Linked DNA regions of Homo sapiens: region 2 is linked to region 1. A link is a loop called in an ENCODE intact Hi-C map of the cell type or tissue named here. Cell type or tissue: K562. All regions are shown on one strand. Each heading gives the region's core, and the rest is flanking DNA. Links, peaks and the distances in the headings are about the cores only. Region 1 has its middle 4.9 kb from the start of MIR4751. Region 2 overlaps VRK3 (VRK serine/threonine kinase 3).

The links. A loop is a pair of places that touch in the nucleus more often than their neighbours do. Peaks named below come from ENCODE experiments on the same cell type or tissue, not always from the same donor. Only the 100,000 strongest peaks of a DNase experiment are listed, where the experiment ranks them.
Region 2: a loop joins it to region 1, with 7 times the contacts of the local background. A loop is called at or near these places in 103 of 110 quality-filtered maps.

What each region holds. Positions count from the first base shown.
Region 1 is chr19:49,936,535-49,939,442 of GRCh38, reverse strand. No RefSeq gene overlaps it. Among named protein-coding and RNA genes, the nearest start is that of MIR4751, 4.9 kb to the right of the region's middle. In K562, for the core only: a CTCF peak has its summit at 1,608 (motif pointing left); a DNase peak (open chromatin) is centred at 1,582; H3K4me3 peaks cover 772 bases.
Region 2 is chr19:49,985,854-49,988,761 of GRCh38, reverse strand. It overlaps VRK3 (VRK serine/threonine kinase 3), which reads left to right. Exons shown (of 15, transcript NM_016440.4): 12 at 270-390. Among named protein-coding and RNA genes, the nearest start is that of SIGLEC16, 18 kb to the right of the region's middle. RefSeq lists a silencer at 1,373-1,540. In K562, for the core only: no CTCF peak of the experiment used is centred there; a DNase peak (open chromatin) is centred at 1,341.

The DNA.
Region 1 (2,908 bases), core at 236-2,735:
CTTAATTTTTTTTTTATTTTTTATTTTTGTTAAGACAGAGTCTTGCTCTGTCACCCAGGCTAGCATGCAATGGCACAATCTTGGTTCACTGCAACCTCTGCCCCCTGGGTTCAAGTGATTCTCCTACTTCAGCCTCCCAAGTAGCTGGGATTACAGGCATACACCACCACACCCAGCTAATTTTTGTATTGTTTGTAGAGACAGGGTTTCGCCATGTTGCCCAAGATGGTCTCGAAATCCTGGACTCAAGTGATCCTCCCACCTTGGCCTCCCAAAGTGCTGGGATTACAGGCGTGAGCCACCGCGCCCGGCCTCCTTCACTTGCTTTCACTTTACTCTGCTGGCTCACTCTTGAATTCTTTTCTGCACGAAGCCAACAACTCATGTGGCCTCCCAGGCTGAATCCCAATTTGGGGGTTCACCCTGTGACATTACAGTGACTTATTTATTTAATCTAGCTATTCTCCTGACCCAGGCAGAAACAGAGTTTCATTCGAGTCCCAGCACTGATGCCAACAGGGGGCCAATGTCCTCTGCGGGAGGATTTCACTCGGGGCTTGAGCAGCTATCCCAAGGGAGCTGGCTCCACTTCCACCCCAAGCAAGCAAGCACAAGGCCGAGGGAAGGCCATCTGGGCTGGGAGTCAGACCACTGGACTCAACTTGGAGATCTTCCTGCAGAAAAAAAAAAAAAAAATGTGGGCTTGGTGATTCACTACCCTGTTCTTGTCCTTGGTTTTCTCTTCTGTAAAATAAGAAATTTTTTTTGAGACAGGGTCTCACTCTGTCACCCAGGCTGGAGTGCAGTGGTGTGATCTCATCTCACTGCAACCTCCGCCTCCCGGGTTCAAGCGATTCTCCTGCCTCAGCCTCCTGAATAGCTGGGATTACAGGCGCATGCCACCACGCCTGGCTAATTTTTGTATTTTTAGTAGAGACGGGGTTTCACCATGTTGGCCAGGCTGGTCTCGAACTCCTGACCTTAGGTGATCCGCCCGCCTCGGCCTCCCGAAGTGCTGGGATTACAGGTGTGAGTGACTGCGCCCAGCCTAAAATGGGAATTTTTAACAACGGGTTCGACAAACATGCACCATCCCTTCTGAGCGCTTTGCATGTATTAACTTACGCAATGCCCGGAACCCTATGAAGTGGCTGCTGTTATCACTGCCATTTTATAGTGGAGGGAACCAAGGCACAGCGAGGCCAAGCACTATTCCCAAGGTCACACAGCCAGCAGGTGGCCGGGCGGGGCTCTATCCCGTGCTGTCAGGCACCAGAGAGACTCGGCTCTTCGGCCCCAGGCCGGAGCCTCCCTGCACTGACGGGATCGCGAATGGGGTTTGTGTGTGTCCTCCCCACTGGGATGCGAGCTCCGGGGGCGGGGACCCCTTCTGGCGCGGGAGGCATTTAATGAGCTCTCTGGAGAAAGAGAGTCTTAGGAGAGCCAATTCCCTTCTTAGCCGCCTAAAACCCCCTGCAGGGGTCTGCTTTGTGAACTGTATTCGAAGTCAGGGCTTCTAGTCCCCGTAAACCGACCAGAAGGAAATCACCGGCTTGGACGGTCTGAGTCTGGGATGGAGCAAAACCCACTCCCGGCGGGGTACGCGCGCCACCTGGCGGCAGACTCCTGCTAAGACAAACTCCGCCCAGAGGCCAGAAATGATTGGTTTTGGAAGCGTGGGGTCTGCAAACCGGCTATTGTCTGAAAATCAGTATGTCAAGCTGGGGGGAGCCTACCAGTGGCTTTCAAACTTTTCTGACCATGACTCACAGTAAGAAATCATTTCGCGCCCGGCGCGGTGGGTCACACCTATAGTCCCAGCAGTTTGGAAGGCTGAGGTGGGCGGATCACGTGAGGTCAGGAGTCGAGACCAGCCTGGCCAACATGGTGAAACCCCGTCTCTACTAAAAATACAAAAATTATCTGGACTTGGTGGTGTGCACCTGTGGTCCCAGCTACTCAGGAGGCTGAGGCCGGAGAATCGCTTGAACTCGGGAGACAGAGGTTGCAGTGAGCCAAGATCGCGCCACTACACTCCAGCCTGGGCCACAGAGTAAGACTCTGTCTGAAAAAAAAAAAAACAGACTTATACTCATTTCCCCACTTCATGGAATTGCAAGCATTCAATGAATACAAATACAAAACACATCAGAAGGCAGAAGTGGGAAGTAACTGCTTAACGGGGATGAGGTTTTCTTTTGGAGTGATAGAAGTGATTAGGAAAGAGAGGCAGTAGTTGCACAGAACCGCGAATGTACTAAATGCCACTGTTCTATGAAATGTTCCCTGTAAAATGGTTTTCTATTATATGAATTTCACCTCAATTAAAAAAATCATACTTGGTGAGGAGACTTTATTTAGAGACTCAGTCTGGCTATGTCACCCAGACGCAATCATGGCTCACTGCAGCCTTGAGGAAAGAAACTTTATTTGAAAGGATTTTTTTAAGGTGGGAAAGGGACTATTGCTATAAAGGTGAGGACATTGCAATAGGGAGAAGCAAAAGATTTGCAAGTGAGACAAGAATTGGGCAGGTTTTTTTCCTTTTTTTTTTTTTTTGAGACAGAATCTCACTCTGTCGCCAGGCTGCAGTGCAGTGGTGCAATCTCAGCTCACTGTCGTGCCATCATGCACGGCTAATTTGTAATTTTTTTGTAGAGATGGGGTCTTGCTATGTTGCCCAGGCTGCTCTGGAATTCCAGAACTCAAGGGATCCTCCTCAGCCTCCCAAAGTGCTGGCACCACAGGCGCAGGCCATGTGCACAGCCAAAGACTTTTTCTTTTATGGGGAGGAGTAAACAAGGTTAGAAAGAACCAGCTGTGGGAAAATAAGATGCAAGGGCTATTGTACAGGACAATCGACCAGGGAATGTTTTATTCTTCTCAGGAGAGGTGCTTAAGGAGGGGC
Region 2 (2,908 bases), core at 141-2,640, 49 kb before region 1:
TTGATTGAATGAGTGCATGAATGAAAGAGGAGTGGATGAGGGTGACCTGGTAAAAGGGGCTGAGAGAATGGTTGAGTGAGAGAGAGAATGAGTCAGCTTCTGCCTACTCATGAAAGTGAATGAGCGGAGGAGACAGCCCATATGGCTGGAAGGCTGGGTGTATGAGTGTGTGGTTGAGTCAGTGAGAGAGAGGGGAAGGAAGGGGGGTGGACCCACCAGTGAGTGGAGCGTCCAGACTTGAGCTGCCACCTTTACTCCTCCTTCCCCAGGGCCCTCCCGCCGCAGCGACCTCCAGAGCCTGGGCTACTGCATGCTGAAGTGGCTCTACGGGTTTCTGCCATGGACAAATTGCCTTCCCAACACTGAGGACATCATGAAGCAAAAACAGAAGTGAGTCTAGGGGTCAGCAGAACCCCTGCAGGTGGTCAGCAGAACCCCTGCAGGTGGACAGAAGCCCAGAGCCCAACTGGGAGCAGGAGGGAAGGGGAGGTGGCATCCAGCAGAGCCCAAGTCCTCTGAGCCGCACAGGCATGTGCTGCAGTGTCCACACAGCAGGCGAGGCAGGTGTTCCGGAGCCACACTGCCTGGGCTCAGACTCTGGCACCACCACTGTGGGGTGTTAACGTCTGCGAGCCTCAGTGTCCTGCTCCATGAGATGGTCTCCTACTAGCTACTACCTTATGGGACTGCAAAGAGTTCAGGGAAGTCAGGTGCACACAGCACTTAGCACAGGGGCTGGCTCAGAGAAAATGCTCATTGTGGCCGGGCGCGGTGGCTCACGCCTGTAATCCCAGCACTTTGGGAGGCAGAGGCGGGCGGATCACGAGGTCAGGAGATCGAGACCATCCTGACTAACACAGTGAAACCCCGTCTCTACTAAAAATACAAAAAATTAGCCAGGCATGGTGGCGGGCGCCTGTAGTCCCAGCTACTTGGGAGGCTGAGGCAGGAGAATGGCGTGAACCTGGGAGTGGGAGCTTGCAGTGAGCCAAGATTGCACCACTGCACTCCAGCCTGGGCGACAGAGCGAGACTCCGTCTCAAAAAAAAAAAAAAAAAAAAGCTCATTGTGTGTGGGAAACTATGACTCATTCATCACAAACATGCAGGCAATCTGAGCAGGATAGGCCCAGGCCCTGCCTCAGCACTGGTAGCACCACCTATGCAGTGTCCACACTGCCAGATCAGTGCCTTCACCTCTGTGTAAACCACCAGGTCTTACCAGTGCTGGTTTAAACATTCAGCACCAAAGCCGGTGGACAGCGGAACATATGAGGAAGTTCTGGGGTGAGATTGAACACTAAGGGCATTGAGCAGCTGGACACAGAGGGAGCACTAGGGGTATGGGTTCAGCACTAGGGACAGCAGGCAGCTGGGCACAAAAGGGAGGCACTAAGGTGTGTGTTCAGCACCAAGAACAGCAGGCAGCGGGACACAAAAGGGAAGTGCTAGGGATGTGGGTTCAGCACCAGGGACAGCGGAGCACAAAAGGGAAGCGCTGTGGGTATGAGTTCAGCACCAAGGACAGTGGGCAGCTGATCCTAGCGGGCGTGCTAGGCATGCACTTCAGACATGAATATCAGTTGCCCAGGCCGGGCACGGTGGTTCACGCCTTAATCCCAGCACTTTGGGAGGCCAAGGCAGATGGATCTCGAGGTCAGCAGTTCGAGACCAGCCTGGCCAACATAGTGAAACTCTGTCTCTACTGAAAATAACAAAAATTAGCCGAAGCAGTGGTGGGCACCTGTAATCCCTGCTGAGGCAGGAAAATTGCTTGAACCCGGGAGGTGGAGGTTGCAGTGAGCCGAGCTCTCGCCACTGCATTCCAGCCTGGGTGACAAAGCAAGACTCCGTCTTGGACTTGTTGCCCAAGTCATCTGGGAGGCAGCTGGCCATCTACGTCTGAAGTGCAGGAGTGAAGTCTAAAGGGAGACTCAGACCCCGGGAATATCTCCGGAGCCATCAGCTGAAGCCCCAGGAGAGGATGAGATTATCTGGGAAGGCATATAGAGTGGGAAGAGGGTGAACCCTCCAGTAAATGGCGTTGAGTCCCTCATGTTTCCCTGTCCTTAGTGTGCCGTGAAGTCCTTCCCAGTCCTTCCCTCACATGAAGCCTTTCTCGTTTTATTTTACTCCCTTCGTGTCTCCCAACTTCCTTCTCTCAACCATGGACAGCTGCTCAAGCACACTTAACATGTGTTCTGATGTGTTCACTTAGATGTATTTGTACCCTCAAAATCGCATGCTGGCCGTGGTGCTGTGTGTGATTTGCGTAAGTGATGTTCCACTCTGCGTCTCATCTGTCTCTGGCTCTCTTCAGCTTTAACCCTATCCCTACATGTGGACCGAGTTCACTGCTTCTGACTCCGGCTTCTAAATCAATTTTCTATAGACATGTCTGTGTCCTTAAACTATATATGGTGGTACTGTGTGTTAATTTGTATAAATGGCACTATGCTCTAAACCTCATGCTGTTTCTTGCCTTCTTTCACTCAATGTTATGTTTTTAACTTTAACTATACACCTAGTTCACTACTTCTGAATACTCCTAAATGTGTTAGTTTAGATGCATCTGTGTCCTTAAAAACTCTATGATGTTCTTGGGTATGTGTTTAATTGGCATAAGTGGCACCATGCCCAGAATTTCATCCTCCTTCAGAGAAGGGGATGTGTGTCGTCATTTTGACTTCCTTCTACTGACTGTTCAAAGCTAACATTTATTATACACTTGTCTGTGCCAGGCACTGCCCCTGGTGCTTCCCCTGCATCCTCACAACTGCTCTGAGCTGCGTGCTCTCGTGATCTGTGGCACAGAGAGCTTAGGTAATCAGTCCAGGCCACACAGCTACTAAGCAGGGGCTCCTGGGCTCAAACCTGGGCCATTCAACTCCAGAGACAGCCCATGTCAC